2 separate regions of the Mus musculus genome follow, and region 1 is linked to region 2. Evidence: chromatin loops called from intact Hi-C (ENCODE). Cell type or tissue: left cerebral cortex. All regions are shown on one strand. Each heading gives the region's core, and the rest is flanking DNA. Links, peaks and the distances in the headings are about the cores only. Region 1 overlaps Txndc9 (thioredoxin domain containing 9). Region 2 holds the start of Lyg2 (lysozyme G-like 2).

Region 1 (10,448 bases), core at 1,318-9,317, 68 kb after region 2:
TATCTATCTATCTATCTATCTATCTATCTATCTATCTATTTTGTTTTGTTTTTGCATATAGGTCATCTGGCTGAATATGCAAAAATCATTAATATGTAAGAAACCACGGATTCATGATGATTTCTGTATATTACGGAATAATGTGTGGTGTATAAAATTTCAATAAAGCCACAATTTCTTTACCTTAAAATCATCTAGCACTTCAAAGCCGCTGTCTTAGTTTCGGTTTTATTGCTCTGAAGAGACACCATGACCAAGGCAACACTTACAAAGGAGAACATTTAACTGGGGCTGGCTTACAGGTTCAGAGGTTTAGTTTAGTATCATGTTGGGAAACATGGTAGCATCCAGGCAAAAATGGTGTTGGAAGAGCTGAGAGTTCTACATCTTGATTCACAGGCAGCAGTAGGAGACTGTATGTCACACACACACACACACACACACACACACACACACACACACACAGAGACGAGTAGTTTGAGCATATATAAGTCCTCAAGGTATGCTTCCATGATGCACACACCTTCTCCAACCGGGCCACACCTCCTAATAGTGCCACTGACTATGGGCCAAGCATTTAAACATGAGTCTATGGAGGCCAAACCTATTCAAACCACCACGTTCTCCTTTTTCTTTTCTCTTCTTTTCTTTTCTCTTTTCTTCTTTTCTTCTTCTTCTTCTTCTTCTTCTTCTTCTTCTTCTTCTTCTTCTTCTCTCTCTCTCTCTCTCTCTCTCTCTCTCTCTCGTTTCTTATTTATTTATTTAATAGATTTGAAAGAATACTTCTAATTCTGGCTTTTATAGTGGCTCAGTTTCACCAAATACACAGAAGTGCTTTTCTGCTATGTAGCTTTAAGTGTTTTATCTCAGAAAGTTTCATTGAATAACCATTTTGGCAATTGTTCTTCCTTGGTTTTCTTCTTCAGGAACTCATGTAATATTTATGATGATCCCTTTCCTTGACTTCTATACTTAAGATTTTAAAGTTGAACCCCTTAGTTACTTTCTATTGTACCCACCTTTTCTGTTGTATCTATACATAATCTTAATCTTAAAAATAAAAGCAAGTCTTAAGGATGGCCATTTTGCCAGGGGTGAGGTGAAATCTCTGATTAGCTTTAGTGTGCATTTTGTGCTAACTAAAGATGTTGAAGGTTTTTTTCATCTGCTTTTAGCCATTTGTAGTTATCATTATAAGAATTGTCAGGTTCTTTATGTACTCTGTACATCCCTTGAGGGATATGTTAGGTGAGCTGGCAACTGTTCCCATTCTGTAGGCTGCCTTTTCTTTCAGAGACTCATTTTCTTTGTTGTGAGAGAACTAATTTCTTGTGATCTCACTTGTCAGCGTCTGGGATTCTTTTTTATGCATCGTTTCCAGGAAATTCTTGATAGCACCTGTAGTTTGAAGTGTTTCCTTAATGTTTTCCTATGGTGGTTTCTGTTTCAGGTTTTATCTTAATGTCGTTAATTTTGAATTGGTTTTGTGCTTAGTGGAAGATAAAAATCTAGTCTCATTCTTTGCTGAGGTTTTCCCCCATGATTTATTTTTGTCACTTTTATTTAAGATTAGGTGGCCACAGCTGTGTGTTTTTACTTCTGGGTCTGTCTTCTATTCTATTGGTCTACATGTCTGTTTTGTGCCAGTCCAAAGCTGTTTTGATCACAGTGGCTCTGTAGCATAGTTTAATTGTAATGTGTGTCCTACAGATCTTTTTCCTTTGGCTTTTTGGGGCCTTTTGTATTTTCACATGAGAGCTTCAATTTTTCTCTCTTTGTGAAGGAAACAATTATAATTTTGACATGTTGTTGGTTTCTCTTTGGAAAAGATTTTATTTTTATTTTATTTTGGGTTTTTGAGACAGGGTTTCTCTGTGTAGTCCTGGCTGTCCTGGAACTCATTCTGTAGACCAGGCTGGCCTTGAACTCAGAAATCTGCCTGCTTCTGCCTCCCAAGTGCTGGGATTAAAGGCGTGTGCCACCACTGTCTGGCTAAGATTTTATGATTATGGTTTTTATACTGATTTCAACTCTTTTATCTGGCCAGCTCTTATCTGGTAGACAGAATGACTGCTGGGTTTTTCTAAGTTGTTTTGATGTCTTTTTAAGAGTTCCCCAGTCTTCAGCATCAGATCATGTCTTCAAATAAGGATGACTCAACTCCTTACTTTTCCATTTGTCTCCCTTATATTTTTTTTCTTATTGCTTTAGCTAAAATTCAAGGACTATATTAAATAAGTGAGAATGGAAAACACTTCTCATTCCTGATTTTTGAGAAAATGCTTTTTTTTCCTCTTTAGTATAATGCCAACTGTAAGTTTTTCATACACCACTTTATTATATTGTTTGTCTTAGTCAGGGTTTCTATTCCTGCACAAACATCATGACCAAGAAGCAAGTTGGGGAGGAAAGGGTTTATTCAGCTTACATTTCCATACTGCTGTTCATCACCAAGGAAGTCAGGACTGGAACTCAAGCAGGTCAGAAAGCAGGAACTGATGCAGAAGCCATGGAGGGATGTTCTTTACTGGCTTGCTTCCCCTGGCTTGCTCAGCCTGCTCTCTTATAGAACCAAGACTACCAGCCCAGAGATGGCCCCACCCACAAGGGGCCTTTCCCCCTTGATCACTAATTGAGAAAATGCCTTACAGCTGGATCTCATGGAGGCATTTCCTCCACTGCAGCTCCTTTCTCTGTGATAACTCCAGCTGTGCCAAGTTGACACAAAACTAGCCAGTACATTGTGCTTCTCTTATTCCTAGCTTCTTTAGAATTGAACTTTGTCAAAGGCCTTTCCAGTGTTTGTGGGGATTATCATGTGATTTTTCCTTTAAGGCTGGGTGTGTGTGTGTGTGTGTGTGTAGGATAGCATTTTTTCAATGTTTATCATGTGTAAGTGTGTGAGGCTGTATGAGTTTACCACATGCGTGAAAGTGTCTTCAAAGTTCCATAGGGTGTCACATCCCTTGGAACTAGAGTTATAGGTGGCGGTTGTGAGCCACCTGATGTGGGTGCTGGGAGCCAGAGCAGAGTCCTTTGCAAGAGCTCTGAGCACTCTTAACCACTGAGCCATTTCCTCAGGCCCATGGGGCATAACATTGATTGATTGATTGACTTTATTTTTGCTTAAACCTCCCTTTCCTCAGGCAAAACCAACTGCGCTATGACATTTGATCTTAGTATCTCTTCAATATGATTTTGTATGCATTTTATGGAGAACGTTTCTATGTACATCAAGTGAAGTGACCTGTAACTTCTTTTGTTGTTGTGTTCTTAACCAGTTTTGGTATCGGGGCCTTGGGGGATTAAGGAAACTTGTGTGTATGCATGTTCTTCTGTGTGGACATGGTGAGTATGTGCCTGGAGTATAGAGGACAACCATTGGGTTTTGGCCTTTCCTTTTCTACCTTGTGTGAGGAAGGGGTTCTTCACCAGTGTGTGCAAGCTAGCTGGAAGAGTCCTCTGTCTGCTTCTGATCCTAGGGGTACACTGAGATTACTGATCAGTGCAGAAGGTCAGGGCATCAGACTCAGGTTGTCAGGCATGGCAACATGCAGCTTTACCCACTGGGCCAACCTTGATGACCTGAGTTCAACCCTTAGAACTCACAGAGTGGGGGGGGGTTGGAGAGATGGCTGAGTGGTTAAGCATACTGACTGCTCTTTCAGAGGTCCTGACTTCAATTCCTAGCAACCGCATAGTGGCTCACAACCATCTGTAATGGGTGCCCTCTTCTGGGTGTATCTGAAGAGAGCAACAGTGTACTTGTATACATTAAAAAAGAACTCACATAGTGGAGTTGTCTTCTGACCTCTACACATGCACACATGTGTATATACACACATGTACACAAACATAAAAACTGTTAATTCTACGCTGCTTCCTTTTCTGCTGACATAAATCTTCCACCTTTTAAAAATAATGAATATAAAGTTACATTCTTGATAATCATATTATTTTGCTTGCACCCACACCCCATACATCTGTTGTTTCTCTGATAAAATTGGCACATCTTTGGTTTGGTTCTCTCCTGGTTTTACTTGCAAATCTTAGTAAGCAACTCGCTCTTGGGGCTCAGTCCCTACTACTGCCCTGTACTGAGAAAGGGAGCTACTGTAGTGGCAACAGCCACAGATAGAAATACACCTAAAATAAAGTCCATTAGTACACCACCCGTGACCATCAAACAGAGAACGGGAGCATGTACTATAGAATTTTATAAATTAAGAATTATTTAGGGTCAATGTAGCATTAGCAAATGAATGAGATAAAAAAGAAGGGAAATAGAGAAATAATAGTAAATGAACCAAAAGTTAAAGAGAAGTGGTAGAGAAGAATGTCGTGGAAGGGAAAAGAGAGAGTAGAATAGAAAAAATACATAAAAATACATAATAAAAATTCCAGATTTTTAAATAATTAAATTAAAACTCAAAATTAGATAAATGTTAAGAAGGGGAGTTCAGCACTGCCTTTTAGTTCACAAGTTCCGGAGGCAGATCTCTAGTTCAAGGCCAGCCTGGCCTACAGAGGGCAATGTAGAAAGTCCCCGTCCCAACCTTCCCCCTCAAGTAAAGAACAAAATAGAAACATGAGATTTTTAAAACAAAAAAGTAAAGACTATCCCCAGTAAGACAAAGTTAAATACTGCTGAAAGTCTAGTTGAGAGGAACAAAAGAAAAAAATACCGCCAGATAGTGGAAAAAAATGCATAACCAAAATGAAGTATTTCATGATGAGATGAGTAACACCAGGATAAAAGAATCGCTATGAGTTGAACAAAAGTTAAATACAAGGGTAGGCCAGAAGGTCAAAGAAAGAAGGGCAAGGGGAGTCTCAGGGGCTGATGTGATGGTGAAGGCTGTTGAACCAGGGCTCTTTTCTAAGGTTAAGCCCTGTTTGGCAAGTGTCAGATTCCCACAGGACCTGGCTCCACTTGAATAGCTTCCCACCTTTATGTAGTAGCGTCCTCTACTGGCCGCACTTAGCTCTGCAGCCTATGGGCTTTCATTCTTGGACTGGATCCCCAGAAGTGGCTGATAGGCTGCTGTGGTGGTCTCCCAAGTGCACTGGGAGTGTGGGAGCAACCGAGACATCACATTGTCTCTGCTTTTGTCTTGCTGGAAGAATGTAGCTATGGGAGCTTGCCTGCTGGTGCTGCAGTCTTCAGGATCTGTGGCCGTACCGCTACCTAGATAACATCACCAGCCGGTCCACCCGATGACCTCAGGAGTAGGGCTACAGGCACGTTTATTCTTGATGTAATCTGGTCCTGGCATCCAGGGCAGGGTTTTTCCCTGTGCACTGTACTGCCCTAACTTGTCTCTTGCACGTAGCCCTCCCACTCTCCATAACCATCTCCTAGGTTGTCTGTTGGATGGCTGTTCTCCATTCTCAGACTCCAAGTGTGGCTCAGTTCCCTCTCAAGGTGGTGCCTGGATCCTGCCTTCTCAGTCGCAGTAACACAAATGGGATTCCTCTCTACTGCAAACTCGTCTGGAGGAAACAGCCTCGTCAAAGCCCACATCTGGTGGGCTTCTTGGAAGGTGGGTGTGTCAATTCACCAGAACAGCCTGGCTTACCTGAAGGAACCCCTCACCACTGAGCACTGCTGTGCTTGGTGGCCTTGGAGGTCAGAAGGCATCAGAGTCCTAGAATGGGAGCTAGTGGATGGCTGTGTGCCACCATGTAGGTGCCAGGAAGCCATCTCAAGTGCTCTTAACTGCCGAGCCTTCTCTCCAGCCCCTTTGTGTTGTTTTAGACTGCTCTCAAACCCCAAGACCCCTGTAGTTCAACTCATTTGTATTTCCTGTATTGTGTATGTTAAACGACATCTTGCAGGAATCTTTTCTTTCCTTCCACCAGTGGGCCCAGTCCCCAAGTTTTGTGGTAAGTGCCTTTCTCCATTGAGCCATCTCAGTAGTTGATGCTATACTCTTTTCTTACCAAGGCTTATTTATTTCTGGGCATCAGATTATTTCTGTTCATGCTAAGCACATGGCCTATATTTTTTTTAAAATGTTTTTGTTTGCTATATGATCTCATAGTTTCCAGACTCACACTTTTAGAAATTTCACCTTTGCTAAAGTTGTTTTACTGAGCAGCCAATGGAGTTCCTTATGTTACCACTCAAAAACGGTTTAATTATATTTTTGCAGGTCTCATAATGTGCGTGTGCAATGAGGACTATTTAAATAAGGCGATGTGCTCACACCCTGGGTTTCCTGCCGCTATCATCAGCAGAGTCACCATGAGTGAGTCTTTAACAGTTCCTGAAACCCATTCCACGAAGCGGATCACGGACAAGGAAGTGCATGTGGTGCCCAGTGGATGGTCACTCATTGGCTCTTACAATAGTGGGCAAATTCCTATCTCTAACTCAGGAGATTAAAAACAGACATGTGAATGGTTTGAAGATAGAAGAATCACGTTATGATAAAATCAATCACAAAAATAGAGAATTCAGACCCTCCCAGGTAATTTAAAGTATGTTTCTCTCAAGTTATACACAATGACTGCAGACAAAATGGTCAAACAGTGTACAGGCTGGGATAAGAGTGTCAGATGGTCAATGGGCCGAAATCAGTGGAATTTAGGAATTTAGAAAACACACTTAACTCTGAAGTAGACAGACAGACAGACAGACAGACGGAAGGTTTTAAAGTACAGCACAGTCTAGTCATCATCAGAATCGGAATCGTATTTCTTTCCTCGGATAGTTTTCTTTTCCAGCTTTGTAAAGTTTGTCCCAAATTTCTTTTGGCTCTGAAATGGTGGCTCCATTAAATTTCCACTAAAAGTAAAACAAAGGTTAAGAGCATTTTATTCTTTATGATTTAATATACCCAGGATGCTAGACTATAAAAAGCATAATATTAAGTTACCAGTTTCATATACTATCTGTGTTAGATCAACGTTTGAGTTTCTTGGTTATCATGATCATTATTATAAGTATCTTTGTGGTGATGGAGATGACACCCCGGCCCTCTGCATGCTGGGGCAGAGAGAAAAGCAAGTCTTGGGCGCACTGACCCTGTGCTGAATCCATGCCAATGACAGGCAACACTGTGTGTTTGAGTTCCGACTGAACTCACGACTCTTCCTGTGTGGCACCTCACTGTTTACATTTCTACACACATTGACAGACTCATGGGATGAACTATTATCAGCCTGGAATCAGCATAAATCAATGATGCTAGAGAAGTAAGTGACCAGAGGGTTATGTGTGTGTGTGAGTATTATAATTCCAGCTGTGAGGAGGCTAAAGGAGGACTGTGAGTTTGAGGACCATATGGCTTACAGAGGGAGAGCCTATCCTAAACAAACAGTAAATACATTAATCAATAAACAGAAAAAAGAAAAAAGCATCATTTTTAATTGAAAGGAAGCACAACTTCTTAGAAACACAGCTAATTCTAGAGAAAGTATAAATAAACTATATAAGCTTTCCTAAAGTTTATATTTTGTTTGAGTCAAAAAGAAAGGATTCACCAGGCAGTGGTAGCACACGCCTTTAATCCCAGCACTTGGGAGGCAGAGACAGTCAGATTTCTGAGTTCGAGGCAGCCTGGTCTACAGAGTGAGTTCCAGGACAGCCAGGGCTACACAGAGACAGCCATGTGCAGTCTCCAAATGCAAAAGGTCTGTGTCCCTGCTTACCTAACCCTGCAAAACAGTCCCATTTCCAAAACAATTAAAATCCAGCTTCCATTTTTTTGTCCGTGACTTTTATCCCCTTCAAACTGAAAGTTACCACCTGCGTTCTGTGCCTAATGCTTAAAAATGAAAAGAGAAAGGAAAAAAAGACAGGAAAATTGTGCCTTTCAAAGCAGAAAATCTCACCTTTTCTTTCCCTACTTCCCCTCTGGTCAATTTCTCCTTGTTAGTATTAACATAAATTAGCATTTATTCAACAATGAGGAAGAGTAATTCCTAACTATAGGAATCAGTTTCTCCTTGTTAATATTATTAAGTTAATATTTATTCAACAAAGTGTTATATTTTGAAATTATTTTCATTTTTTTCTTTTGATTTTTGTTTTTGAGACAGGGTTTTACTCTACAGGCCAGTAATGTTAATTCTCCTGCCTCAGCCTCCCAAGTGCTTGGATTACAAATGAGATCTATGGTGCCACCCAGATCAATTTCAAATTTTAATCAAATTACAAACTAGCAAAAGAAATTCTTACATAGTCTTTACCATATTTCCACATTTTAAACTTATGTGCCAGGTAAATACCTACCATAAAAGTGTCTACCCTAACCCTCACGGTTTCCAGTCTCCAGGGTTAGCACACAGCTAGCATGTGTGAGGGCCTGGGTGTCACCTCAGCACTGCAAGCATGACACTACACAGTATAATGCCTCCTGTACTAGTGTGTGGGAAATTCTAATTTCACCACAAAAGTCCCTAAGTCAGTCATAAATTGGGAAGGTAAGGCTTAGGTTACAGCTTAGGGACAGAGGACTTACCTAGCCTGTGAGAGGGTCTGGGTTGAATCTCTAACATTAAAAAGTAAAGAAATAAACAAACAAAAAAATGCACCCCTTCCAGCAAGGTACTCTATTCTGAAATGTCACTTTGGGCTTCCAAAATTCGTTTCAGTAACATTTCTTAGGTTGAAAGCTTCTAGGTCACCTCTAAGCCTGTCTTTAACTATAAATTTGGTTTTGCTGTAAGATCACATTGCTGTATGCAGTGAGAAATTTCTTTCCCTAAGCCATCCACATTTTAGCCAGCAGGTCTTAATTTCATAAAATAAACGTTAACTAGCCTGATGCGATGGTGCATCCCTTTAATCCCACTACTCACGAGGCAGAGGCAGGCAGATCTCTGAGTTAAGGCTACCCTGGTCTACAGAGAGAGTTCCAGGACAGAAAAAAACTACAGAGAAATCCTGTCTTAAAAAAACAGAAACAAGGGCTAGAAAGATGGCTCAGTGGTCAAGAGCACTGACTGCTCTTCCAGAGGTCCTGAGTTCAAATCCCAGCAACCACATGGTGGCTCACAACCATCTGTAATGAGATCTGATACCCTCTTCTGGTGTGTCTGAAGACAGCTAATGTGAACTTACATATAATAAATAAATAAATCTTTTGAAAAAAATAAAACAGAAGCAAAAATACAAGTATATTCAAAAAGATTTCTAAAACTATTGACTAGGAATAGTTTCAAAAGTCTATTTTTGTTTGTTTGTTTGTTTTTGCTAAAGGTTACCTGTAATTGATAACATCAGAACAACCAAGTCTCCATTCTAAAGTTTCTGTAGTGAAGTCATCTGTATTTCCTAGGTCGGTGAATCCAACAACATAATCTTGCGTCTTGCCATCTCTTAAGAGAGCTAGCGTGGGGATGACCTTGATCCGCAGTCTCTCACAGAGGAATGGTGCCTTTTCCACATTCAGCTTCAAAAACTTGGTTTCAAGATGCTTTTTGGCCAGAATTGCCAAATGTCTGTCTAGTATTTTACACCTGGAAGTTAAGGCAGAGAGGTAAAAGCTAAAGAGAACAGCCCTGAGCAGCCCATTTCACAGCCCTTTTCTAGAAATGCATTAACTGTCACGCTTAGAAGAAAAACAAAGAAAGTCTTGGTTCCCCTGCATGAAGGCCGACAGACCTGAAGCTGACAGAACTCACAAGAGGCAAAAATACAGCTGGTGTCCCATTTGGAATTCAGCTGGAGTCAACAAGACTTCCCTCAACCATCAAACTGTCAGGGAAGCTCTTTGGTTAAAGATTACGGACTCTTTAAATATAGGTAGTGTGTTCTATAGGAAATGGGTGGTATTACTAGGGACTCCATCTCTTCCTCCCGCCACTCCCTCCGCCCGCTAGACACTGCACCTAGTAAACTGCCCTTTCAGTTTCACACTCTACTGACGAGGAAGCAGCATTTCTTTATGTTTTACACAAAGTGAGCTCCTAGTGCCTTTACACGGACTGCCACTCTCTCATGGTCAGTGCTTTGTGACCCCAGGGGCTCGTTAGAGTTGGCTCTGATTTACTTATTTTTACACACACACACACACACACACACACACACACACACACACACACACATACATTTATTCATTTACTTATTTAAGACACGATTCCTGTATGTAGGTTTCTCTGTCCTGGAACTCATTTTAGACCAGGCTGGCCTTGAATTCAAAGATCTACCTCCTTCTGCCTCCCGAATACTGGGGTTAAAGGTGTGCACCGCTACTACCCACTAACGGTTGACTTTAAAAAACTGCAGGTGAGTCAGACTGTTTGGGTGGAACAGGGAAGCACACAGGTGATTCCTCAGTACCCGGGGTTACTCTAGCACTAGGTCGGGGCTCAGTCAATCTTCTATAACCTCCATGTCTAATCTTGTTCTCCTGGCTGGGTCTTTCTTGCCAGGTAGTTCAATAATGAGATTTTGAAGATTAGACTAGGTATAGTGGTACCTGCCCTAAATCCTAGCA
Region 2 (10,448 bases), core at 1,073-9,072:
GGGTGTGTGTTCAGCATGAACCAAGGTTCAATCCTCGGCACACACACACAAAATCGCTTTGCCAGAAAGCTTTTTTTGTTCATCTTTATGAAAAAGAATCATCTGCCCACTTCCCTCCTTGGCCCCCTTTACCTTTCATTGCTATAACTTGATTGACAGGCTCACTATCCATTCAAGAGGGGCAGCCTTTGCCATGTTCCCTATATAGCCACAGCCCACAGTGATCAAAGCAGCCTGGGCTACTTATTAACAATGCTTGCCCCTGGGCTCCTCATACCAGGTCTACTGAGTCAGAATGTCATCCCTAAGGCCAATGAGCCTGCTCTTCAGTGGCATCCTCAGCTGACTGTCATGCGTGTTTGAGGACCATTGCTTTAAGGGACCTGCAATCGACCACAGACCCTCTATTCCTTGTGTCAACATCATCAACACACAAGTCTTTTAAAAACTGGCCCTCCCTCACTTGTACACAGATAGTACGGTGGCTCATAATTAATGCATTGGCTGCACAACTCTGCTCCCAACTGGCAATTAGAAATGAGTAAAAATTTACCAACATGTTGCTCTGCTTTTGATCACAGGTAACTGCAAATTATTGCTCTTAGCTTGGGCTCCCATCTCCAAATTTAGAAGACTTTCGAAGTACTTCCTTTCCAATCTATCCACAACTGGAACTCTCTCTCTCTCTCTCAAAAGTATCACTCTATAGCAAAGACTAACCTGGCTAACCAGGCTAATATCAGACTTGTAATTCTTCTGCATCAACCTTCTGAGTGCTGAGATTACAGAAACGAGCCACCACACCTGGTTTATCTCTCCTCCTTCTCCTTCTCCTTCTCCTTCTCCTTCTCCTTCTCCTTCTCCTTCTCCTTCTCCTTCTCCTCCTTCTCCTCCTTCTCCTCCTTCTCCTCCTTCTCCTCCTTCCCTCTTCCTCCTCTTCTTCCCCTCTTCCTTTTCCCTGTCCTCCTCCTCCTCTTCCTCCTCCTCTTCCTCTTCTTCTTCTTCTTCTTCTTCTTCTTCTTCTTCTTCTTCTTCTTCTTCTTCTTCTTCTTCTTCCTCCTCCTCTTCCCTTGCTGTTTTATTAACCACCAGGACAAGACGGTTGTGAGCCACTGTGTGGGAGCTGGGAACCATCTTGCAGTTTTAAGGTATCCAATGCCCTCTTCTGCCCTATGCAGGCACACACATGCTGCACAGACATATACACACAAGCAAAACACCATGCACATAAAATAAAATAATTTTTAAAACATTGAAAGGAAATCTTCTGTTCTGACCTCACCAACCAGCTCACTCTATCCCTGACACTTCTCTGCATCTCACCACAGTCTTTCCACTAAATTATTCCTTCTCTCTGCAGGCATCTCCTCATTTCTTCCTTCCTTCCTTCCTTCTTTCCTTCCTTCCTTCTTTCCTTCCTTCTTTCCTTCCTTCCTTCCTTCCTGTCTGTCTGTTTGTTTTTTGTTTTGTTTTGTTTTTCAAGGCAGGATTTCTCTCTGTGTTGCCCTGGCTGTCCTGAAACTCACTCTGTAGACCAGGCTGGCCTTGAACTCAGAAATCCACCTGCCTCTGCCTCCCAAGTGCTGGGATTAAAGGCATGCGCCACCACTGCCTGGCTGCATCTCCTCATTTCATGCCCTCACTAAAGCCTTTCAGGTCTGACCTTCCTAGAAGGATGTGAACTCTTCCTTCTAAACTCCCACACTAATGGATTTCCCATCTATATAACTCATCCAATGACTCTCACCCACTACCTGGCATCGAGAATTTTCTTTTCATTCATCTTGACTCTTGCACTGTTCCATAACCCTCTTTAAAAGAAATTCAGCCAAATGGGTGCACTGTCAGAAAGTACACAGACTAATTAGTATTTTATTATTTTACATCCCCACTAACATCTCCTTTGTGCTCTTAGCAAGCAGAAGATGCTCTTAAAAACAAGCTGTTGGATCGGGCAGTGATGGCACACACCTTTAATCCCAGCACACAGGAGGCAGAGGCAGATCAGTGAGTTTGAGGCCAGCCTGGTCTATAGAGTGAGTTCCAGGATAGTCAGGGCTACACAGAGAAACCCTGTCTTGGGGGAAAAAAAAAAAAGAGCAGTTGTTTAGGGATAGGGAAGTAATGATGGAGGAATGATGTCAATTCTGACATCTCCCTGTGTGTACTTGCTCCTGTGCATACACACTCACACTGGTGCGCGCGCGCCCACAGACACACACATACATACACCTGTACACATATGTATACACATTACACACACACACACACACACACACAAAAGCAAAGCAAACAACTAAGCAGTTGGTTAATAGTCAAGCCGGTCACTCTTCTGTTGCATGTAGTCATCATGCCTTCTGACTCTGCTAGAAAGCAGATACCCTGAGAATCAGGGAAAATCGCTACTTACCAACGAGAGCAATAAGTCCCCAGAACACCACCGAGGGCACCATGGCCGTGACTCTTATCCTTTGGGATCTGTTCTGGTTTGAAATAGAAACAGATTAGTTTTAAAACTTGAAGGTTTCTTAACAGGAAGTCCCTGTCATTCAAACAACACATTGACAAACTTAGAATCATTTCCAATATAACGTTTGTCTCCCAGCTCCTTGACAGCATCCCGACAGCCTCACGCATGCCTGCCCTTAGCACCCTCCTACAGTGCGACTCCTGAGCACCCCTTTAGCCTTAGTGTGCCTGCTTTAGCATGCACAGTGTGACTCCTGAACAGCACCCCTGCAGCCTGAAGCATGCATGCCTTTAGCACACCCTGACAGTGTGACTCCCAGGAGATTTCAATCCACCATCACCTCTTAGCAGAGGGTGGTTGTATTCTGTCTCTTCCCAGATGGGCTCTTCCCTTGGTTTCCTTTCTGAAGCATGGTCTATGTTTCTCAAGATGCAAGCAAGGAAAGCTACCACTCACCTCTCTTGCAGTCTCCCAGAGAAGTCTCTGAAGAAGCCTTTAGTGGTGGCAACCTGTAGATTAAGATTTCACACAGAGATGGTCTTTATAACATTCCTATAGCATAGATGTGACAGCTGGAGACTCCATCAGGCAGTGGCTCGCTGTGCCTCTGGCTTCCTTCAACTGAGCAGACTTCAGTGTGTGCCTTTGCCACCGAGAAGGAAGCTTTTAATCACCAGAACCTACACTCACCTGCCTCGTCTACTTTTGTCCTGTACCAATGATTGGTAGAGGAGCTTTATATATGATTTAAAGGGCCTCTCTTTAAAGCATTGACCTCATTAGACCTGATTATAGTGCTACTTTGGATTTAGGTGGCTCCTTTAATAAAAGGACTTCAAAGTGTTTATTGACTACAATGAATTAATGAATCTAACGAACCCCCCAGGTTGCACTGGAGGCATCTATTTGGTGGATGGTTTCTGAATACCTAAAATGGTCTTAGGCACACGTCTTCCGAATTTGAGTATAAGATGCTGATAATTAGCCTAGAAAGGAGAAAGAAACAGGAAATGCTAGCACACTTCTGAATAGATAATTCACCTGAAATGCTCATTTCCACATTCCAGAATCATAGGATTGCCATGTAAAGATGTCATCCTATCTTATGCCAGCATGTCTCTCAACTGTGATAGATTAGCTTGCCTCCTGGCTCCAGGTCCACCTCTAACAGGGTAGCTGTCTGTTGTCGAGAAGAAACACAAAGGCAGGGAGTAGCAATCTGAGTGTTTGATGCCCCATTATTTCCTGTGTGTGCATGCACATGTGTGTGGGGGGGGGGGAGGCCAAAGGTCAATATCAGTATCCTCAATCTTCACCTTCTACATTATTTCCTGAGACAGGGCCTCCCACTGAATCTGAAGTTCGCTAATTAGGCAAGACTAGCTGGCCAGGGGTACTCTTGTAGACTCTGCCTCCCAAACATTAGTAGTACGCATGCATGCTGCTGTGCCCAGCATCTTACATACGTGCTGAGATCTTACATACGTGCTGAGGGTCTGAATTCAAGAGTCTTGTTCACATGCTCAGCACTTTACTGACTGAGCCCTCTTTTGAGCTCTGTCATTTCCAAAACTTTCTAAGGAAGCAGGGGAAAAAAAGGATTTTGTTGGGGATAAATATATCTTCAAGTAGACAGTATCTTTCCCCGCCCTCACACTTATAAGAGGCACACACGGGAAATAAAAGAACATTCTTATATTAGGCAAAGCACATTTCCCAGAGCAGAGGGAGAAGTCTAGCCTCGATCTCTCCATACATCAGAGATGTTTTTAAGACCACACATAATTCTTCTGTCCACCAGAGGACAGAAGACAAAGGTGCTGAGCTAAATGACATTCCAGCTTCCTAGGAAAATGACAGAGCCTAGGAGGAGTCAGTTGCCCACATGGAACGGGCCTCTGTATCTCAGGACACTTCTGCCCTGTGTGCTGTATTGCAAAGTGGGTGCATCCAGAAAGGCAAAGCTGGGACGCGTTGAGTGATGGAAGAGCCCCGATTCCTTGGGTCTCAAGGAGATGAGTCACGGAGGGCCTGCTCTATCTCCACTGTCAACGCTGCAGTCAGGGCTGCTCGTTAATAAGGGGTTTTGCACAAGACTAGCAGCCGGGAGGCAGCCTTTAGAAACACGGAGGTTATTACTGGCAACAATGTTACCGTACAGGTTACACTGAGGCACTGTGTTTGTGGCCTGCGGGAGTGCTGGCCAGGGACGAGTTGGGCAAACGACAGGAGGCTTTCAGGACAAACAGGATGAGAGCATTCAGGGAGGGAGTAAGAAGAGACAGAGAAAGAATCTAAAGGTGAAACCAGGTGGGGGCTCATGCTGTCCCTTGACGCTCCTGGAAAATGCCAGCATTCACAGAATCCTGTTGAATGCGAAGCACACTCAGCTTCTCTCCCTACTTCCAGAAGGGATGCTGTGCATCTTTCCCGGTGTAAGGATCACAAAGTCCACATCCTCTGCAACTTAACTATTGCTTTCAAGGGTGAATCATTCTGCTTTGCTCAAACTTCTGGGTGGGGGAGGAGGAGAAGAAAATTTATTGGACATTCTTCAAATGCCAGACTCCTACGTACTTACAATATTCCATGTTTCAGTAGTTCTGTGGGTGGATGTTATTATTTCAGAGATAAGGAAACCGGGACTCAGAAAAGCTAATTGGCTTATCAAAGATGGAACAGAGACTAAGCAGAGTTCGGATTGGAACCCAGGTCCATGAGACTCCATTACCAGTCTTTTCCCACAATGACAGAAGAATCACTTTCTCAACTAATGACCCCACAACGAAGCTGTTACAGCAGTCTGTGCATGAAGCCCTAGGGTGTGGTCTGCAAGATAAAGCCAGCCATACAGAGTCACACCACTATCTCTGTGCATGGTGCTTGAGTTCTAAGGCACAGAATAATGTGAATAGATTGAATCAGATGGGCTCTGTTTCCTTTGCAATGATTTGGTTAATATTTATCAGACTTGAGCAGTAGGCAGGATGCTCACAAGGGCATGACAGGGGTGCTGTGCCCCTTGACTTTAATGCCCATACCCTCCTGACCCAGAGGATGGCTAACTTCTAACACATAAGGATCTTAACAATATTTTGACATTTAAAAACGAAAGCCATGGAATAATTCTCCATCACTTTCCAAGGATAGGAAGAGTGACTATTCCCAGAAGGGTCTTGAGGGGACCTTGGCACCCAATGCAATCTCCACTAGTCCCTCAGGCTTTCCCAAATAGAAATGGAAAATACACAAGCAACATCCTTGCTATGCAAACAAAATTGCCCGTGCCTAAGACTCATCAGTACAGCAATCTGTGGTAGCCTCTGATGAGTCTTGATATATTTGAAGGCTGCTCTGAGTAGTGAGAATTCCAGTAGCCCCAGCATCTAACTAGCCTCAGAAAGAGGCTGGGGAAGATAAAGGCGGTTTCCATGAAACTGATTCCTCTGCCAGTCTCATCAGAGGCAGGGGCATGGCAAGAGCTGCTCTGTCCAGGCATCTCAGCTGTGACACATGGCAGTCAACCAACTGGTCCAGGCCTCATTTTTCATCTGTGTCTGGAGTGGGAAGGCTGTACAGGAGTGGATGCACCCTGAGCAAAACTCTACAGTCAAACTCACTTAGCGTACCAAAGAGGGATGGATGTCCAAACAAGGGATGTCCAGAGAGTGGTTTGACAGAGATTAAGTCTGTGATTTAGTCTTTGTCATTGCTCACGGGAACACTGGTAACATTTTAATTCTCATCTAAACCATCGTGACAGCTAAGTCACCGTGTGTTTGGGGGCAACTTTCAAAGTGTATTTCCTCCTCTATCTTGCAACTGACCTTTTATAAAGTGGAGGACCAGAATTTAAATTGAGGACTCCACTTTTTACCATTGTCATATGGAGAAGGATGGTATAGAGCAGTGGTTATCTACCTGTGTGCTGTGACCCCTTCACAGGTGTCTCCTAAGACCATCACAGACCTTTACATTAAGGCTCATACCAATAGCAAAATTACAGTTGTGAAGTAGCAACAAAAATAATTTTATGATTGGGGGTCACCACAACATGGGGGTCATGGCATTAGGAAGGCTGAGAACCACTGGTATATATATATAGATGCTACTTGATGACTTGATTGTCGGTCTCAGCCTTAAACCCAGATTTCCTGTCTGACTGTCTAGGTCATGGCAGAAAGAAACACTGCTTCTCAAATGCTTAGCCATGCATGTGTCAAGACTTGGCCTGGAATTTCCCACAGCAATGGAAACACTGACAAACACATTACGTTGAAAGTCGGGATGTTTTTCATCATCAGAACCGTCAGTCCTGGTGGAGAGCGTACAACTTAGAGGAGCCACTGTGGCACCAAGACTCCATCGCGGTGATGCTCAGGTGGAAGCCAACCACATCTTTGCCTTTTGCACCTTCCTAGCCCCAAGCCCCATTTCTCCGAGGTTAGTCACATCGAATTGTACCACCAGTGGGTGACAGAGACTTGAAGTGATATCATCTTAAGGCACAATTGAGTTGTTGTTGTTTTTTTTTAAAGCAGGATATGCACTAACGCGTTCAACATCATCTGATTTCAGAACTAAAGTAGGGCCAGGCCTAACAAGGATGGCCTTTCTGGGCAGTCGAAGTCATGGATCTTGAAGGAGAACCATCGCTTTACTAAGCCAACATAAGCTCTAACTACTCTCTAAGTACCTGTCCCACCCCTCATCAAGGAAACCTCTTCTCGACATGCAAAGACCTTTACAGAAAACCACAGGCAGTGCAGATTTATGGATCCCAGTCCCAGTGGATACATTTATAAACATACTCCCATGCTTAAGGCTGGGGAATACTGTGGAAGAGGGGGTGGACAGACTTAAGAGCCAGAGGGAATCAGAGAGTTTATTGTAAGATCACATCTCCTGGTAATGTCAGAAGCTACACCCATAAAGTCTTGTCGAGATGACTGCATAAACATGAAATGAACTAGGACCTTCTCAAGTGGACGGTCTCAACCCTACACAAAGAACAAAAGGTGGCAAAGGGACACTCAGTGTGGGAGAAATAGTCTTTTCCCTGGAAGAGAGCACCAATTATCCACTGCCAAATGGTCAGCCCTGAAAACATGCATACAAGTGACAGTATTCAGACCTTGTGCTGGCTGGTTTTGGGGTCAACTTGACACAAGCTGGAGTTATCACAGAGAAAGGAGCTCCCCTTGAGGAAATGCCTCCATGAGATCCAGCTGTAAGGCATTTTCTCAATTAGTGATCAAGGAGGGAGGGTCCAGCTCATTGTGGATGATGCCATCCCTGTGCTGGTGGTCCTGAGTTCTATAAGAAAGCAGGCTGAGCAAGGCAGGGGAAGCAAGCACTCTTCCATGGCTTCTGAGTCAGCTTCTGCCTCCAGGTTCCTGCCCTGTGTGAGTTCCTGTCCTGATTTCCTTTGGTGATGAACAGCAATGTGTAGGTATAAGCTGAATAAATCCTTTCCTCCCCAACTTGCTTCTTGGTCATGTTTTGCGCGGGAATAAAAACCCTGACTAAGACAGACCAAATAGGTTATATTAGGATTACATATGTATATACATATACATCATACACTATACACACACACACATATACACATGTGACAATACTATTTTATTTATTTATTTATTTATTTATTTATTTATTTTTGTCATGCGAGAGAGAACTTTATTCAGAGCATCAGACAATTTACTCTCTGTAGGTTGAAATACCACAGAAATAAAGTTCTTGTGGGTTCAACTTTTATACAATAACAAGAATAAGCCACAGTGGCAAGGACATATTTTCCCATAGAGGCATATAAAGGACACATTTAAACATTTAATTAAATGATATCAGCAAGCAATGTGTAATCGGAAGTAAACACACTCCTGTTCCCTAATTGGAAAGGAGCACAAAAACACATTCCAAGAATAATCCTGTGTTTCTGAATAAATTGAGGTCATAAGATTCTTGTCCTACTATCTTGGAGTATTCTCACAAGTACTCAGAATTCTCATCATATAGCTCCATTCCTGGTCTATGTTCTGACAGTCTTGATCCATGCTTTTTTAATGTACCACTTCACTATGCTAGCCTTCCTATATCTTAGTCAGTGTGTGAGCTCCACCAAACTTTATTCATGGACAATACTATTTTTAAAGGCCATGAACTTTCAAGCAAATAAGGAAGTATGTATGGGAGTGTTTATACCATTGGTTTTGTGTCCCATGAGGTGGCACATGCCTTTAACTCTGACATCTAAGAAGCGAAGGTAGGAGGACCAGAAATTCAAGAGTGTCTTTGGCTACATAGAAAGTTTGAGGCCAACCTGGGCTAAATGAGAGACTCTATTTCAGAAACAAACAAATCAAACACAAATCATGTCCCGGAATGTAGAAGCTGATCAGAAGTCACAGAAGCAGAGTCACGAGTCATGCCCACCGGAACACACTTGGAGGGCTGCCTTTGTGTCCTGAGCTAGTCTAGGTTGGTCCCTTTCAGGGTTGTAAGGAGCCAGGTATCTCTTTCCTCAGCAGCAGTGCAGTGTCCGCCCTGTTGTTGTCCGTGCAGACCAGCTACAGACCTCGGAAGGAGCAATGATGACCATTCACAACTCCCTGAACCTCCCTGAGCCTTAATTTTCTCCCTCTGTAAAATGCAGATGATAATGATGCCTGGGGACTTTGTTTTGAAGATAAAAATAAATTATACACGTGGAACCGTGTTATAAACCGAGGTGCCACCTACACATGGCAGTTATTACCGTGATGAATTGTTCTCGGACTCAGCTTCCTGTTGATTTATTCATTTGTTTGTTGATTTTTTTTTTCCCTCCACAGGCTCCAGAAGAAGAATTAAGGGTTGCTTTATAGGGCAGGAGGTGGCAGGAAAAGCCTTCCTTTAGAGTCGAAGGAAATGGAGCAGGGCAAATTGTTGGGACTCTGCAGCTCTCCCGCTGGGACCGCAGCAGAACAAGGGTAACTACAGCCAAGCTCTTGTTGCTCAGCTCAGGCACTGACAGACGCATGCTGTCCAAGACATGTGACAAAAGACACTTTAGTGTCCCAGGCGGGAGGCTCGGCACAAGGGGAGCTCTTTCATGAAAATCTCACTAGAAAGATCTCACCCAAACCCTGAGAATGCCAGTTTTAAACAGATAGTTGCTTTCAAACATGGCTTGACGTAGGTGAACCCTTGCAAAAAAGGTCAGGCGGCTGTACCATCTGTAAAAGAGGGTTTTCATGGCGGCTTTACTTGTCTGTCACTCGAATATTGAACCAACCTTTCAGAAAGGAAATAGATGGAAGTCCAAAAGAGTTTGTGGGGAAAGTGGCGGGCGCATGCGTGCGGGTCTGGCTGCTTTGGCCCTTTTTAATTTCAGCCAATAGCAAATGGGAGTTCTTTATAGTTTTACCAATATGTGAGACAGCTAAATTTTCATTTCCCCGTGTCCAGCTTCCCACAAGTACAAAGTCCTAACCAGTCCACCAGGCTGACGGAGTCTTTAAACCCGGTGCAGGCTGTTTCCCCCAGAACTATGGCAAACAGCTCTCCTTGTTGATTAAAGTGTCTAAACGCATACGAGTTCATTCTGAACCAAGTGCGACTGTGGCCTGAGAGCACGGACTCAGGCTGGCTCGAGTGACGTGTGCTATGACGGGAGGGTGAGGGAGAAGTAGCCCAGGAAAGAAGTTGGAGGACACTAGTCGCAAATACGTTTGGGTCTGAAGTGAAAGACGGCTTGCTTCCAAAGCCAGCTTCTCCGTGAGTTCAAACAGCATCTGACGGCTCCCTGATAGAATCATTAAAGCCTTGTAGAATGTTTAACATTAAGTGGGGCTTTTTCCTGGGGATTCAGTTCACAGCTGTGATGCAGGAATTCCACTCTTAACTAGTTAGTTATCCAAGGGGAATAAATGAAGGGCTCCAAAAAGGCTAAGGAAAGATCATCGTTTATGACAGCTTTACTCCTAACTGCCTCAAA

What was found. Peaks named below come from ENCODE experiments on the same cell type or tissue, not always from the same donor. Only the 100,000 strongest peaks of a DNase experiment are listed, where the experiment ranks them.
Region 1: a loop joins it to region 2, with 2.2 times the contacts of the local background. A loop is called at or near these places in 8 of 42 quality-filtered maps.

Annotation. Positions count from the first base shown.
Region 1 is chr1:37,980,990-37,991,437 of GRCm38, forward strand. Txndc9 (thioredoxin domain containing 9) reads right to left here. Exons shown (of 5, transcript NM_172054.4): 4 at 9,214-9,468; 5 at 2,878-6,790. The coding sequence ends at 6,673. Among named protein-coding and RNA genes, the nearest start is that of Txndc9, 11 kb to the right of the region's middle. In left cerebral cortex, for the core only: a CTCF peak has its summit at 4,967 (motif pointing left); a DNase peak (open chromatin) is centred at 4,991.
Region 2 is chr1:37,913,310-37,923,757 of GRCm38, forward strand. Lyg2 (lysozyme G-like 2) reads right to left here and starts at 3,184. Exons shown (of 6, transcript NM_001033427.3): 1 at 2,927-3,184; 2 at 2,411-2,483. The coding sequence starts at 2,453. In left cerebral cortex, for the core only: no CTCF peak of the experiment used is centred there; a DNase peak (open chromatin) is centred at 5,014.